Linked DNA regions of Homo sapiens: region 2 is linked to region 1. A link is an interaction called in ENCODE POLR2A ChIA-PET data of the cell type or tissue named here. Cell type or tissue: IMR-90. All regions are shown on one strand. Each heading gives the region's core, and the rest is flanking DNA. Links, peaks and the distances in the headings are about the cores only. Region 1 has its middle 110 kb from the start of MAMDC2. Region 2 overlaps PTAR1 (protein prenyltransferase alpha subunit repeat containing 1).

The links. ChIA-PET counts read pairs that join two places held together with the same protein. Peaks named below come from ENCODE experiments on the same cell type or tissue, not always from the same donor. Only the 100,000 strongest peaks of a DNase experiment are listed, where the experiment ranks them.
Region 2: POLR2A ChIA-PET joins it to region 1 with 5 read pairs; 2 of 35 experiments call an interaction of 5 or more read pairs at or near these places.

Annotation. Positions count from the first base shown.
Region 1 is chr9:69,932,143-69,940,492 of GRCh38, forward strand. No RefSeq gene overlaps it. Among named protein-coding and RNA genes, the nearest start is that of MAMDC2, 110 kb to the right of the region's middle. In IMR-90, for the core only: a CTCF peak has its summit at 946 (motif pointing left); a DNase peak (open chromatin) is centred at 4,519.
Region 2 is chr9:69,731,423-69,739,772 of GRCh38, forward strand. PTAR1 (protein prenyltransferase alpha subunit repeat containing 1) reads right to left here. Exons shown (of 8, transcript NM_001099666.2): 4 at 2,728-2,832; 5 at 717-930. Among named protein-coding and RNA genes, the nearest start is that of PTAR1, 24 kb to the right of the region's middle. In IMR-90, for the core only: no CTCF peak of the experiment used is centred there; no DNase peak of the experiment used is centred there.

The DNA of each region.
Region 1 (8,350 bases), core at 323-8,322:
ATCTGCCACCCATAAGGGTCATCAAACAATGGCTTAAGTTCCTTCGTCAAAGTTTGGATCTCCAAACTGGTTAAGGGAGCATTCACAAAGCCAATAGCTCCCCATTCTTGTGGCACCTCCTTTAAGGGGAAGAGAGTTGGGGCTGACTCCTTAGATGTAGAGGGAAATGGGAAATTTTGGATAGCATTTCTCCATTGTTCTATATCATGTTGGAGTCCTTTTAGGGAAGGGTACTGGGGCTGAGAAGTAACAGGCTCATGGGATGGTTCCCAAGAATCAGGATTGTAAGGAGGAGGCATAATGTGAGCAGGGGAAGGATCTGGATCAGGATCTAGGATGGCAGCAGCTGCCTGAGGGGAAGGGTTAGGGGCACTGAGTGGGGGAAGATGGTCTAGGGGATCCTATATGCTGGAGTCTTTAGGCACAGGAACTGGCTTTTCTGACTCTTCATTTTGAGATTCTAGATTGAGTTTTTCCCTAGTTGTCTTTAAGGAAAAAGGAGAATGGGTCCCTGACTCCAAACAAAGAGCACAATCCAGTTCTTCTTGAGAAACCAGGCTTTTATCATTTACATATTAAATCAGAAGTTGACACACCACATCCTCATTTGACCCAAACATCGGCCAGAAGATTGAGGGTTTGAGGATGGGTCCCTGAGTCCAAATAAAACCGCAATATTTTATCATTTGTTGCTTTTTCTTTTTGTTTAGTCCTCTCATTATCTTTCCAATATTTTAACATGAGACCCAGGGGACTATCAGAGGGAATATCTTTATTGCTATCTTTATCCCTTTTACTCCCTGTCTTGCTTGGGGTATTTCCCATGTTGAGTCCTAGTTAGGCTCAATCCCTCGTATTAGAGATTTCTTGCCTATCCTTCTCTGGAGGCTTATTGAGACTCAATCCCTCATATTAGAGATTTCTTGCCTATCCTTTAGCCCCACCTGCTGGAGGCTCCTTGTACCCTTCTTTCACTGTGTCCACTCTGGCCGCTTCCCTGAGGGGAATTTAGGTCCCTCTTAACATTGGTGTGCCAGTATAAACCCCACAGCAGGATGCTCCCTAAGCCATATGAGGTGACCACGGAACCGCAGATAGGAACCACTCACTCTGCACAGCAGTAGTGCTTAGTACCATCCACACAAGCACACTGCCAGCAGTAGTGCTTGTGATCATCCACACACACTTTCAACCTCCAGAATATCCCGACCACCAAGGAAATACTTTGTCACTCCAGTGACATTTCTTACCTTGGCCTGTGCACAGAGTTACCTGGTCTCTGTGCTGTTGCAAGCCTTTTTCTCCCTGCATTGCTGAGAGTCTGGGTTTATTCATTGCGCTGGGTGGGTCCTGATCCCTCACCCTGAGGCCACTGCAATGAGACAGTGGGATGCTCCTCATGAAAGGTGACAGGAGACCCCGTTCCCAGAGGAGAATGGGAATCCTGGACGAGCCCCAATATTTGTTGGAGATAAATGATCAGTGCTGCAAAGTGAAACCAGCACTCAGGCAAAAGTTTTCTCAGCAAGGCAACTTATTTCAACAGAAGGGTGCTGCTCACGTCAATCACGATTGCAAGAGCACACTGAACAGAGGAAAGCAGGGATTTTTACTCCTAATGCAATCACTACCTCTGTGTCACTCCCCCATGGGCTGGGGTCAGACTGCATAATCTAAACTGACCTGGTTGGCTATTTGTGAATATTTTCCCAAATAAGGAAGGGAAGGGGAATGTGAGTTACAGTGGTGGGACATGCGGTTTTGGTGGGAGGAATGGGTGCACAGTGGGTATCCAAGGGAACAGATGTGAGTTATTGATTAGAACTGACGGGAAAGTTGTTTACAGTAACTAGTGGCAAGGATGCATGGAGAACAAGAAAGTTGGGTTTGAGAACAGAGAACAAGGTAGTTAACAGGTTAAACTTTTGAAGAGGAATACATTTATTATGTCCTACAAAAAACGTCTTCATAGAACTTAACAAAAGCATGATTACAGAGGTAAAGGAAGGTATGATGACACTGTTGCATCAGATAGAGAATATAAAAAAAGAGATAGAAATTGTAAAAAAGATCCAAAGACTGAGTGTGGTGGCTCATGCCTATAATCCCAGCACTTTGGGAAGAAAAAGCAGAAGGATTGCCTGAAATCAGGAGTGCAGTATCAGCCTAGACAACACAGTAAACCCCATTTCTACAAAAATAAATTAGCCCAACATGGTGGCATGCAGCTGTAGTCCCAGCTACTTAGGAGGCTGAGGTGGGAGGATTGCTTGAGCCCAGGATTGTGAGGCTGCAGTGAGCTATGATCACACCACTACACTCCAGCCTAGGCAACAAAATGAGACTACGTCTCTTAAAAATAAAATGAACCAAATGAAAATTCTAGAACTGAGTAGTTCAGTGATTGAAATAAAAAAATTCAACATCAAGGGGCTCAGCAGTAGATTTGAAATGGCAGAAGAATTTTCAAATTTAAACATAGATCAACAAAGATTAAGTAAGCTGGAGAACAGAGAGAAAAAAATGGATAGAAATTAACAGAGCCTTAGATAAATATGAGACACCATTAAATGCACCAATATATGCATAAAGGGAATATTGGAGAGGAGAGGGAGAAGAGACGAAAAAATATTCAAATAAATAATGGCAGGCAACCTCCCAATTTTAATGAAAAACAATAACCTATATAACCAGGAAGCTCAATGAACTTCAAATAGGATAAACACAAAGAAATACATAAACAGATATATCATTACTAAAGACGATAAAAGTCAAAGACAAGGAGAAAATCTTGAAAGCAGCAAAAGAACATCTCATTCCTTATAAAGGAAGCTCAATAAGATTAACATTCAATTTGTCAGTCAAAACAATGGCGATCAGAAGACAGTGGAATGGTATATTCAAAGTGCTCAAGGGAAAACAAAAACCCTTGTTAACCAATAAACATATACCTCTAAACTATTTTTTTAAAGTGAAGGAGAAATACAGACTTTCAAAGATAAGAAAACTGAATTTGTTGACAACATACCTATCTTGCAAAGCATGCTAAAGGAAGTTCTTCAGGCAGAAAGCAAGTGACCCCAGATGGTAATTTGAATAGAAAAACTGAGAGTACCAGTAAAGGTAATTATGTAAGTACAAAAAACAGTATAAATGCACATTTTTGACCCTTTCTTATCTTAATGAATGTAAAAAGCAATTGCATAAATAATATGTAAATAATGTATTGTTGGATGTATAACATATAGAAATGTAACATAAGCATAACGTTTTTACTAATAACAGCACAAAGAGATGAATGGAATCGAAGCTGTATTGGCCAAGGAAATGAGTACAGATGATAAAGTAATAATTATAACATTGTATCTTTTGGTCTGCAGTATGTATAATAATAGATGTAATATGTATAATCATAATACTACAAAAAGGGAAAAAGTAAATAGAGCTATGTATCAGTAAAGTTTTTATGTAATCACTATAATTAAGCTGGCTTAATATTAAAGGTGATTTTGATAAGTTAAGATGTATATGGTAAACCCTAGAGCAACTATTAAAATAAAACATACTAAATAGTAAAAAATTATTAAAGAAATTAGAATGTTACATTAGAAAATATCCACTTCATACAGTAGAATTTAGTGAACAATGAAGAGAAGAACAAAAAGGCGTAAGACATATAGAAGTGTATTAGTCAGGGTTCTCCAGAGAGACAGGACCAATAGTATATACTTATAGATATAGATAGAGACATATGAGAGAGGTTTTATTAGGGGAACTGACTCAAACAATTATGGAGGCTGAGAAGTCCCATGACAGGCTATGTGCAGGCTGGAGACCCTGGGATGCTGGTGGTGTGGCTCAGTCCAGTTCCAAAAGCCTCGGAATTAGGGAAGCTGATGGCTCAATTCTCAATCTGAGTCGAAGGCCTGAGAACTTGGGGTTGCAGAGGGTGGGGTGCTGGTTTAAGTCCTGAAGTTCCAAGACTGAAGAGCCTGGGGTTCTGATGTCCAAAGACAGGAGGAGAAAGTCTGTCCCAGCTCCAGGAGAGACAAATTCACCTTTCATATGTTTGTTCTATGGGGGCTGCCAGCTGATTGGATGGTGTCTGCCACATTGAGGGTGGATCTTTTCCACCTGTCCACTCAGATTCACATGCCAGTCTCACAGACACACCCCAAAAGAATACTTTAAAATCTCTCTAAGTATTCCTTAATCCAGTAAAATTGAAACCTAAAATTAACCATCACAGAAAGCAAAATGTAAAATAGCAGACATAAATCCAACTATGGTCATGCATTGCTTAGCAACATTCTAAGAAATTTATTATTAGGTGATGCATTGTGCAAATGTCATAGAGTATATTTACACAAACTTAGATGGCTACTACACACTAGGCTATATGACATAGCCTATTGCTATTAGGCTACAAACCTGTACAACATGTTACTATACTGAATACCGTAGGCTGTTGTAACATGATATGAGCATTTGTGTATCTACACACAACAGCTTGCAGGACTTCAAGTTGCTCTGGATGAGTCATGGTGTGAATGGTAGTGAATGTGAAGGCCTAGGACATTACTATATACTACTGTAGACTTTATGAACTCTGTATGCTTAGGCTACACTACATTTATTTTTAAATTTTCTTTAATAATAAAACTTAGTTTACTGTAACTTTTTAGTTTACAAACTTGTACACTTTTTTAACTTTTTGACTTTTTTATAATAACACTTAGCTTAAAACACATGTTGTATAGCTGTACAAAAATATTTTCTTTCTTCATATTTTACTCTAGAAGAATTTTTTCACTAAACTTTTTCTTAACTTTAAAAACTTTTTTTGTTAAAAACTAAGACACAAACATACATATTAGCCTAGGCCTATACAGAGTCAAGATTATCAATGTCACTGTCTTCCACCTCCACATTTTGTGCCACTGGGAGGTCTTTAGGGGCAATAACAGGCATGGAACTATCATCTCCTATGATGATAATGCCTTCCAATCCTGAAGGACTTTCTGAGGCTCTTCTTGAGAAGGTGTCACTCTTTTCAGAAATATGGCCATGGTGATTTGCTTGGTTTGTTTCTTTTTTTCATCATAGATTTGCTTGTAAGCAGATAACACACCATGAACATTGCTCTTCATTAATGAAAACCTTTCATTGTTGGGGTTCATGTTTTCAGTTTTTTAAGGAGCTTGTTGGGGTCTGCAAAAGCTCCTGCTAAAGCTTTCACTATAAATTTTTTGAGAGTTCTTCTTTTACTTCTCCTGTAATTATCTTTCCTCTTGCCTCTTCTTCAGCTATCTGTTCCTCTTGCAGTTCCAACAACTTCTTGTTAGTCAGTTCCTCATGAATCATCTCTAGGAGCTCTTCAATATCATCCTCACACACACCCAGGTTTAAGTTGTTTGTCATCTCAACCACAGCCTTGTTGATTTTTGTAACCTCCTCATCCTTTACAAATCCTTTGACATCATGGTTGAAACTTTTGAATGTCTTCTTCCAGGTACCATTTATATACTCCTTGGTGACATCACCCTAAATCAAAGCAAGGTTCTTGATGCAGTCATAGATGTTGTAATTCTTCCAGAATTGCATCCGCGTCTTCAGTTACAGCAATAGCGTGGGCAAAGGTCCTCCTCAGGTAGAAAGCCTTAAAAGCTGCTATACTTTCTCAATCCTTTGACTGTATCAAAGAGGTGGTGTTTGTAGGGAGAAACACTACTTTGATATTGGAATAAAGATCACCAATAAGAGGAGCATGTGCAAGAGCATTATCAGCAGTAAGTAAAATTTTGAAAGTTATGTTATTTTTCAGACAGTACTTCTCCATTTTGCTGGCATAGCAATTCAAGATGGCATCTTAGAAGAGGAACTGGGTCAGCTGTGACTTCTTACTCCCCCTGTAGTGCACCGGCAGTGTGTGCTTTTTAATATGGTTGAAGGCCCTGGAGCTCTCAGTGTGACAGATCACAAAGGGTTTCAATTTGTAGCCTGCAACACTGCCCCCAAACAAGATTATGATCCTGTCCTTAAAAGACTTGAACCTGGCATTGACTTGGCTTCCTTATGAATGAAAGTCTTTTCAGGCATTTGTGTGCAGAATAGGGAGATTTCATCCATATCAAAGATTTGCTCTGGCAAGTAATTTTCTTCTGCAATCAGCTTATCCAGAGTTCCAAAAATTCTTCAGCTCCCTTCATATCAGCACTCATAGACTCACCACTCACTTTCACATTGTGTAATGAATAATAATTCTTGAGTCATTTAAACTCCTGAGCTAGCAGCAAATTCAATGTCATAGTCGGGTCCAGTCTTTTTCTTCAATATCACGAATAAACTTTTTGCTTTGGTTATGATTATCATGGTGCTGAGAGGAGTATGCTTCTGTATCTGATCTTCAATCTAAGACATTAGAAGTTTCTCCATATCTGATATAGGGTCATCTCAAATTTTGTTAGTCTCACTGGCTTTGATGAAGCAGATCCTTTAACAGTCTTTAACGCTCTTTGTCCTTGTTCTTCAAAATGTTAGCTACGGTGGAATAGGACATGCCTGATTGGTGAGCAATAATCATCACTGATTTTCCACCTTCATAGTGCTTAATCACTTTTAATTTTGTTTCCAGGTTAATCATTTGATGTGGCCTCTTAATGGCAACATTATTCATGATTTTTGTATACTTAGGAGTCATAATGAACAAAACAACACAAGATTAAATCAAGCACAACAGAAAATGGTACAAGCAAAAGATGAGGTAAGTACGAGATGGATAAGACTGCTGCTGGCATGACATGACATACTGTTTTACAGTAAACTTTTTTATATGTAGAAATACACTCTAAACATTAAAAAGTATAGTGTAGCTGGCATGGTGGCTCACGCCTGTAATCCCAGCACTTTGGGAGGCCGAGGTGGGCGGATCACCTGAGGCCAGGAGTTCAAGACCAGCCTGGCCAACATGGTGAAACCCCATCTCTACTAGAAATACAAAAAATTAGCTGAGTGTGGTGGCGGGCACCTGTAATCCCAGTTTCTCAAGAGGCTGAGGCATGAGAATCGCTTAAGCCCTGGAGGCAGAGGTTGCAGTGAGCCAAGATCATAGCATTGCACTCCAGCCTGGGCAACAGAGCAAAAAAAAAAAAAAAAAAAAAGTATAGTATAGTAACCAGTAACATAGTCATTTATTATTATCAAGTATTATGTACTGTACATAATGGTGTGTGTGTTATACTTTTATATGACTGGTATCACAGTAGTTTACTCCAGCATCACCACAAACATGTGCATCGAATGATTGACCTGGAAACATGTGCATGTTTGTGGTGATGCTAGAGTAAACTACTGTGTTACCAGTCATATAAAAGTATAACACACACAACATTACAGTCGCTATGATGTCAGTAGGAGTTAGGAATATTTTTTAGCTCCATTATAATCTTGTGAAACAACTGTCATATATGTTGTCTGTCAATGACCAAAATGTCATTGTGCAGCAGCACATGATTGCATATCAATAATAGCATTAAATATGGATGAATGAAACAATTGAATCAAAAGGCAGAGATTGGTGGACTATAAAAAATATGATCCAACTATAAGCTGCCTACAAGAGACACATTAGACTCAAAGATACAAATACATTGAAAGTAAAAGAATGAAAAAATATCATGCAACAGCAACCACAAAAAGTTTGGAGTGACTATATTAATACCAGACAAAATAGACATTAAAACAAAAAGTGTTACTAGAGATAAAGAGGGCTATTTTACAATGACAAAAGGATCAATCCACTAGGAGGATTTAACTACTATAAACATATATGTGTCTAATAACAGAGTACGAAAATACATGAAGCAAAAACAATCAGAGGTTGGAGAAATAGACCAACAATACGAGTTGAAGACTTTAATACTCCTCTTTCAATAATGTGTAGAACAACTATGCAGAAGATCAAAAAGAAAATAGATGACTTGAACAATACTATAAGTCAACCTGATGTAGCCATCCATAGAACACTCTACCTAACAACAACAGAATATACATTCTTCTAACATGCACAGGGAACATTTTCAAGATAGAACATAAGCTAGATCATAAGGCAAATCTCAATAGATTAAAAAGGACAGAAATCTCACAAAGTACATTCTCCCACCAAGGGAATAAGATTAGAAATCAATAGTGGGAAAAGCCTCAGCCTGTCACGGTGCCTCATGCCTGTAATCCCACTATTTGCGAGGCTGAGGTGGGAGGATTGCCTGAAGCCAGGAGTTTGAGAGCAGTCTGGGCAACATAGCAAAAGTTTATCTCTAAACATTTTTTTAAAAAATTAGCCAGGCATGGT
Region 2 (8,350 bases), core at 265-8,264, 200 kb before region 1:
ATAAGGAGCAAAAGGGACATGTGGCTCTCATTCTGATGAATAATAAGTGGTACAACTGTAGCTAAGTCTAAGCCATTAAAATTCTCTGGAAATCTCCATCTCCTCATTTCTAAACTGAAAGGATTAGGCTGTGAGAGTTTCCAAACTGGCTCTGCATTCAAATAACCCTGAGTCAGTGGAAAATACTGATCTCTAGATCCACCCTCATTCTGCTTTAGTAGGCTTGGAGTGGAACTTAGGAATCCCCAGGTAATTTATAGGCTCAGCCAATTTTAAAAACACCTGGGTGAGATTGTCTATCCCTGCCCTCCTCTCCCCCTTTTCAGAGGACGAGAGTGTGAAAAGACAGCCAGCTGACTTAGTATATTGTCACATAACCAAACACTACCAAGAAATAGCAATTCCAGTTCTATAAGGCTTAATAATCCCTTCCTGTTTCAGGATAAAGTGAGTTATGCTCAATCTTCCTCAGTTGGTTAAACCTGCCTTGCTTTACCAATGCACTAGCCTTAAGACTGCCAAAAACAGCACTAGTGGGGAATGCAAGCTTTTTATTTAATTACAGGGTTCCTCCAGAGGTAGCAGCTGTTGCGATTCTCTCAAGTTGCCAGACCATCAGTTTCTCTACTCCTTCAAAGCTCTTCTGAGAATGAACTACTACCAGAAGATTTTAAGGGCAGACAGGCAGTCTGCCCAGGAGACAGTAATATTCCTACCTTGACATCTAGCTTGGCCAAGTGCTGTAAAACCCAGATGCGATGGGACCAAGCATTATAGTTGCTTGGGTATCTCCCTGCTGCTTCACCACAGACCTCCATCTCTTCTTGTATGAGTCGCTGTGCCCTTTCTGTGGGAATTGTTCCCAAGTTTCCTTTGGTCACAAAGGAAGGCAAGGAGGTTTCCTGAATTAGCTGTTGTAGCACCCATCGCCTGTTAAGGCAGCATGTGGGAAAGAGAACACAGAAAGAACATAAACCAGAGAGAAAAATAACCAGTTTTCATTGTTCCTAATTTAATTTCCATTCAGAGACAATGCAAAATAATACCTGTTTATAAGTCTAGTATTTTGGAGATGGGGAGGGGTTGTTTTGTTGTTTATGATGATACTAATTTAGCAGTATGGATGAAGGGTGGAAAATGGATAAACAGGAAAAAAAAAAAACTTTAAAATCTGTAATACAGAGAATGTCATTACTTCTAAAATGACAATCCCAAAACTCCACTTGGCCAGGAAATGTAAAGGCAATTGGTGTGTGTGTGTGTGGTCGTGGTGAGAGGTCATAAATTAATGGCTGATAAATATTATAAGGAGTCATGATTCACATCTTTAAGTATATATGCATGCCTCACCCTATGTGCATTTGTTTGCAAACAAGAAGCTGCATTCTGATAGCTTTCATTCAGCAAAATTCTGTATTATAGCATAAAATCTGGAAGGTAACAAATATAATTCATTAAACCATTAAGAAGGTGTCAAAATATCCTTATCCACAAATTCTCCCTTTGTCTGTTTAAGATTTGCATTAACATGTATTTACATAAAAAACACTAAATAGTGTTTCGAGCTACTTAATGTGTTTACTTTGTACCAGTAATTTACTTATATAAAAGCATTTTTTAGACTAAAGATTTCAAACCCAAAGGTACAGGAAATTAAGTAAGAAAACTCACTTTGTCATTTTAAAATAATGGAATTTCTTATTTAACAACAAAATATTGCTTGATAAAAAAAATTAGACAAGCCAAACTGATGGATGCATATTTAACAGTTCCTTTCCCCTGCCACCATCCCTTTCCAAACCCCCATACACACAGTCATATACCCTTCTGTGGTATACTATCTCAATTTCTGGTGATGAAGAAAATATAACTGACTATGTGGTTTGGAAGAAGCTGACCTGCAATGTTAACTAAAGGCACGATTACCACTAAGACACCTGGAACGGACATAAGATCCTAAAAATGCCCACGATTTAAGAAAAATTAGAGTGGCTTAATAAACTGAGAATTTCAGAGTGACTTCTTCATTGGTCCTGACTAGCAAGCCCACACCATCCCATTTTGGTCAAATAAGAGTAGTTACACAGGGTCCAAGAGGAAGATGGTTCCAGGTGGCCAGGATTTTGAGAGTCCTAAAGTGCATTCTGGCTATCTGTCCCATGCTTTTAACCTAAAAATGTTCTTTGTATGTATGGATTTTAGCAACTTTAGCTCAGCCTACACAGCATTCGCTTCAGCTGCCCTCAGCTTTCTCTGTAAGTTAATTTTAATAACCACAACCATCACCACCAACATCTTTACCAGGAAAACAACCAAATGCTTTTAAAATCCATATTGCTCATTACAGTTGAGTATCTATAAATGCAATGCCCACAACTGCTTCAAAGAGTTAATAATAGCTAACATTTATTGAGTATTTAATATGTGCCAGGCACTGTGGGAGTGTTACATGCATTAACTCACGTAAACTTGACTGTTAACTATATGAGACAGGTGTAATTATTATTCTCATTTTACAAATGAGAAAACTGAGGCTTGGTGAGTTAAGTAATTTCCCATGAACACTTAGGTAGCAAGTTATATAGCTCCTAGATTTAAATGTAGGTAACCTGACTTCAGAATTCATGCTCTGGAACCAATAAGTAACCTTGCCTCTCACATGTCATGTTTCTTTCTCCAGCCAGTCTGAATCCTAAGTAAGAGTACTATGTTGTAAATTAACCACACCTGTGAATCCATGTTTCTGGACTCTTTGGAAACTTGGTTAAGGCGAGTTTTCCCAGATGTAAATCCTTAATTGGATTTAAAGTGCCAGAGAGGATCAGCTCTTTCCTGTAAAAAAAAAAAAAAAAAAAAAAAAAAATTAAACATTACTTTATCCTTATATCCAAAGGTTCTACATGGCTTTTAATATAATCTCATTGTGAAGCGAATGTCTAAGAATTTTAAAACAAAAAAAGAAAGAAAAAAAGCCCAAGCCACTCTGGGATATAAAACACTCATAAATGTGACATGCAGTAATCAAGAATGTATTCTCATAATCCCAATATAACAAACTAATAAGCAGAAAGAGAAGCTCTTAAATCAACAGATTTTAACGATTTTTAAATCTTAACTATTTGCGTGAGGGTAAATGGGGTTTTCTGGCCTATCTCATTTCCAAAAGTTGTGAGACCTGATATCGTACCTATAGGGCCAATCCAATACCAGCCAAAATTGGTCTAGTTTCCTAAATAGGACTTGACATGGTCTATTTCATTACAAAACCACACATACAACAAACACAATATGGTTGAGATGTAAGGGAAAAAAAAATCATTCATGGAATCACTATTCTAACCAAATTACTATTTTTTATTTTTGAATTTTCCCTTCTACTTTTCCCTATCACACATACATTTTAACATATAATTTTACATCCTGCTCTCATTATATCTTAAGAATTTCCCCATGATTCTATATAATCTTTGTAATGAACATTTTAAATGATCAAATTAGTTTTCATTTAGAAGCTATGCTTTTCCCTTCTTGTTAGACATTTAGGTTGCGTCAAACTTTTTGTTATTTTAAAACAAATCTGGGCAGGGGAAGCTTTGTGCTTATAACTTCTTTCTTTTGTATTCTTACTTTGGATAAGTTTCCAAAAGAGCTATTAACAAGGTAAAATACTTACATGACCCTTGATATACGAGGCCATTCCTTTTTAAAATATTAATATAAGCAGCAGAAGTAATAGCAATGTAATGTTTTGGTTGTTTTTAAAACTGTTCAAGCCCAACCAAAGCTTCAATGCAATCAGTTGTCCCTTGGTATCTTGTGGGGGCTTGGTTCAGGACCTCCCAAGGATACCAAAATCTGCGAATGCTCAAGTCCTTGATATAAAATGTGTTGCCATATAACCTACACACATCCTCCCATATACTTCATATCATCTCTAGATTACTTATAATACCTAATACAATGTAAATGCTATATAAATAGTTGTTACATTATTCAGGGACTAATGATAGGAAAACAAAGTCTGAACATGTTCGCTACAGAAAGCAATTTTTTCCCCAAATATTTTCTATCTGCGGTTGGTTGAATCCATGGATGCAGAACCTACAGATACAGAGGGCCAACTATATAAAGAATGTCATGCAAGAGCTTTCTATACCTGTTTCTCAGGTAAATACAATTTACATTTAATTTCTCAGGTAAGTTTTTGATAAGTGCTGATATTACACTCTCACTGAATTCTCAATGTATCTATAATTTTATAATAAAATCAGATCATTTGTTATTATTTATCTTAAAATGTCCTTCCTGTGTAGGGCTGATTATTCATTTATTTTAGAGAAGTTTAAGCCAGAGAAAACCAGAATCCAGCTCTTATACCATATCTACTTAGACGGACTTAATTCCTAAATACCACAATACATTTTCTTTCCAACAGTGACATACTATTTATAAAGTTTTATTTGATAAAGAAAACAACTATTTTCCTTTCAATGTTCAGGAAACCAATTTGTCATTATATATATATAATATATATATAAAATATATATTTTTTTCTTGCAACAGCCAATTGCTTTTGCAGTCTTGGATTATTTTTCTTCTGAAATCAGTAACATTTTGTTCATACAGTAAGTCAGGATACCTATAAAGTAAAAGGAGGAAAATATTGCTCTATGTAATTTTAACCACGTTTGAAAGCAATGTTTCTCAAAGTGAACCCTGACTGCAACATCAGCATCATCTGGAACTTATGCGAAATGCAGATCCTCAGGCCTCAGCCCAGAACCAACTGAGTCAGAAACTCAGGTGGGCACAGCAATATGTGTTTTAAAACAAGCTCTTCAGATGATGCCCATTGGCTGGGCACGGTAGCTCACGCCTGTAATCCCAGCACTTTGGGAGGCCGAGGCAGGTGGATCACGAGGTCAAGAGATTGAGACCATCCTGGCCAACATGGTGAAACTTTGTTTCTATTAAAAGTAAAAAAATTAGCTGGGCATGGTGGCACGCACCTGTAGTCCCAGCTACTTGGGAGGCTGAGGCAGGAGAATCGCTTGAACCCAGGAGGCAGAGGTTGCAGTGAGCCAAGATCGCGCCACTGCACTCCAGCCTGGCAATAATGATGCCCATTAAAGTTTAAAAAACAACTACTATAATGAATTTATTGTATTATGCTTAATTTCCATTTCATAAATTTAAGACCTCTTATTATTTATAACTGTCTACCTTTATTCCCATATATATCCATATATAAGGGGAGATAATCAAAATTTTCTTCAAAAAAGAGGCAGTTACCCTACAACTGAGTTTTGACAAAGTTTCTTAAATTATGGGCACTCTCTTTTGCAACCACTGCGGTACAGAATTTTAAAAAAAGAAAAAGAAAAAAATGGGGACTCCGTTAATATCTTTATTTTGAATTAAGCAGCATTTTTGGGAAGACATCTTAGCTTGAAACAACCTCAATCAATGTTAATATATGGACACTGAAAAAGATCACCTGATGGAATCAAGCAAAATTTTAATATCAATGTAATAAACATTGCTAGGGGTAGTACTGAACATTTGTAGGTGTTGGATATTGCTGAAACAAGTTTTTCAAAAATCACTTTAAGAGGAAATATGATATGTGGTAACATTAACAGCAATCACATAATCTAGTGCTATATATTTTTTTTTAGATGGGGTCTCACTGTCTTGCCCAGGCTGGAGTACAGTGGCACAATCTTGGCTCACTGAAATCTCTGCCTCCTGGGCTCAAGTGATCCTCCTGCCTCAGCCTCCCAAGCAGCTGGGACCACAGGCACACACAACCACGTCTAGCTAATTTTTTGTATTTTTGGTGGAGACAGGGTCTCACCATGTTGCCCAGGCTGGTCTCAAACTTCTGAGCTCAAGCAATCCACCCATCTCGGCCTCCCAAAGTGCTGGGATTACAGGTGTGAGCCACCATACCTGGCCTTAGAGCTACATTTTAAAAAAATCAACTGCTCTAATGTATTCAAATAAGAATCTGACTGGAGATACAATTTCCACTCACAAACAGATTCAAAAAGTGCTGTAGCTCAAACAACTTAGATATACTATGATGGGCTCTGGAAAAATGTGCTACAGAACTAAAAACAACTAGGTCTTGTGATGACAAAGTCACTGATGTCAATGAGGCATGTAAGGTGTTTGAATAAAACTGACTACTCTTTTTCTTTTCTCAATCTTTACTCTGTCTGAAATGACAATAATAATGGCCATCCTCATTAAAAACTACCATGTATTGAACACTTCCTCTGAGTCAAGAACCGTGTAAAGTGATTTACATATGTTACATAATTTCTCACAACAATCCTGTAAGGTAAATATCATCATTGAGCCATATGAAATTGCTGATACTCAATCTTTTTTTAAAAATAAACTTTTTATTTTACAATAGTTTCAGGTTCGTAAACAAGTTGTAAGGATAATACAAAGAATTCCCATATGCCCTGTACCTAGTTTCTCTGCTATTAACATCTTATATTACCATGGTACCTTTGTCAAAATTTATGCAACAGTATTGATATTGATATATTTTTATTAAAAGTCCATACTTTATTTAGAATTCCTTAGTTTCTACCAAATGTCCTTTTCCTCTTCTAAAGTTCCCTCCAGGATCCCTTATATTTGGTAGTTATGTCTCCTTATGCTCCTCTTGGCTACTCAAATTTACCTTGCTTTTGATGACTTTGACAGTTTTGAGAATATGGGTCAGGTATTTTGTATAATGTTTTTCTCATCATTAAACTGGAGTTACAGATTCTGGAGAGGAAGACCAAAGAGGTAAAGTGACATTTTCACTGCATCATATCAGAGGCATGTGCTATCAACATGACTTAGCATTGTTGATATCAATCTGGATTACCTGGCTGAGTTCAGGTTTCTTCACTACTTTTTGCAAGAAAGTCACTGATTTTTTTATTTGGTGCACAGCTCAACCTTAAGAAATACAGAGTTATGCTCTACCTTGTAGAGGGGGATTATCTAGATAAATTAACAGAACATTTGTCTATTGTCTCTTACTTATATATTCATTCATTCATTTCAGTGGGCTGATGGATAGGGGTATAATCCAATACTATGTTATTTATTTTGTTGCTCAAATCATTCCAGCTATGGCCACTGGAAGCTCTTTCAGTTGCTCCCCATGTCCCTTTTTCATATCCCACCATATATTTTTGAATACTTCCTTACTTTCTGGCTCTATAAGATGCTCCAAGCTCATCTTGTATACTTCCTGCTCTGGTCCTAGAATCAGCCATTTCTAACATCATTAAAGAATGGTATTAGAAACCACAATGTGGGTGCTAGAATTAAATTGTTTTTTATCTATATAAAAAAAATTTCCCTAACACCTCAATTTTTTTTTTTTTTTTTGAGACGGAGTCTTGCTCTGTCACCAGGCTGGAGTGCAGTGGCACGCTCTTGGCTCACTGCAACCTCCGCCTCCCAGGTTCAAGCGATTCCCCTTCCTCAGCCTCCAGAGTGGCTGGGACTACACATGTGCACTGACACGCACGGCTAATTTTTTGTATTTTAGTAGAGATGGGGTTTCACCATATTGGCCAGGATGGTCTTGATCTCCTGACCTCGTGATCCACCCACCTTGGCCTCCCAAAGTGCTGGGATTACAGGCGTGAGCCACCATGCCCGGCCAAATACCTCAATTTTACAGATGAAGAAATTGAATCCTGGAGAAGTTCAGTAACTTGCTCAGGTTTCTTAGCTCAAAATGTCAGAACCAAACATCAAATCTGCACAAAATAAAGTTACCAATTTAAATCAATAGGCTATGAGTTCAGAACATGAATCACTGGAGTTTGGCATCAACTATTCTAGTTGCTCAAAGGTGTTTTGCTTACTCTAAGTACATAGACTGATGAAGAAAATAGGACATTATTACTAAGTCAACCTCTTTCATCAGGTAATTCACAAATTTCCAAAGCAAAAAAAAAAAGCAGTTTTCTTTAAAAAAAAAAAAGACAGCTGAAATTCTAAATTATGTGTATCACTCACTGTAATTACAGGAGATCAGTTCAAAAACTTATTTTTGCCTCTATTTCTTTCCCCTAAGACTGCAATACCCACAAATTGAACTAGACGTCTATTGCATTATTCTTTAGCAGTTTGAAAAATGCATTAAAAAATCACTCAATGCCTTCCAGGGTTAGTACAGAAGAGATCCACTAACAATTAAAAATAAAGTTCTGTGTATTTGATACGCAATAGAGACCTTATAGGGTTAGAATTTACTTTGAAGTTGGTAGTTTGTTGCTCAAAATGTACCTATGATTTGATGTCTTTCTATGTCAATCAATCTTAC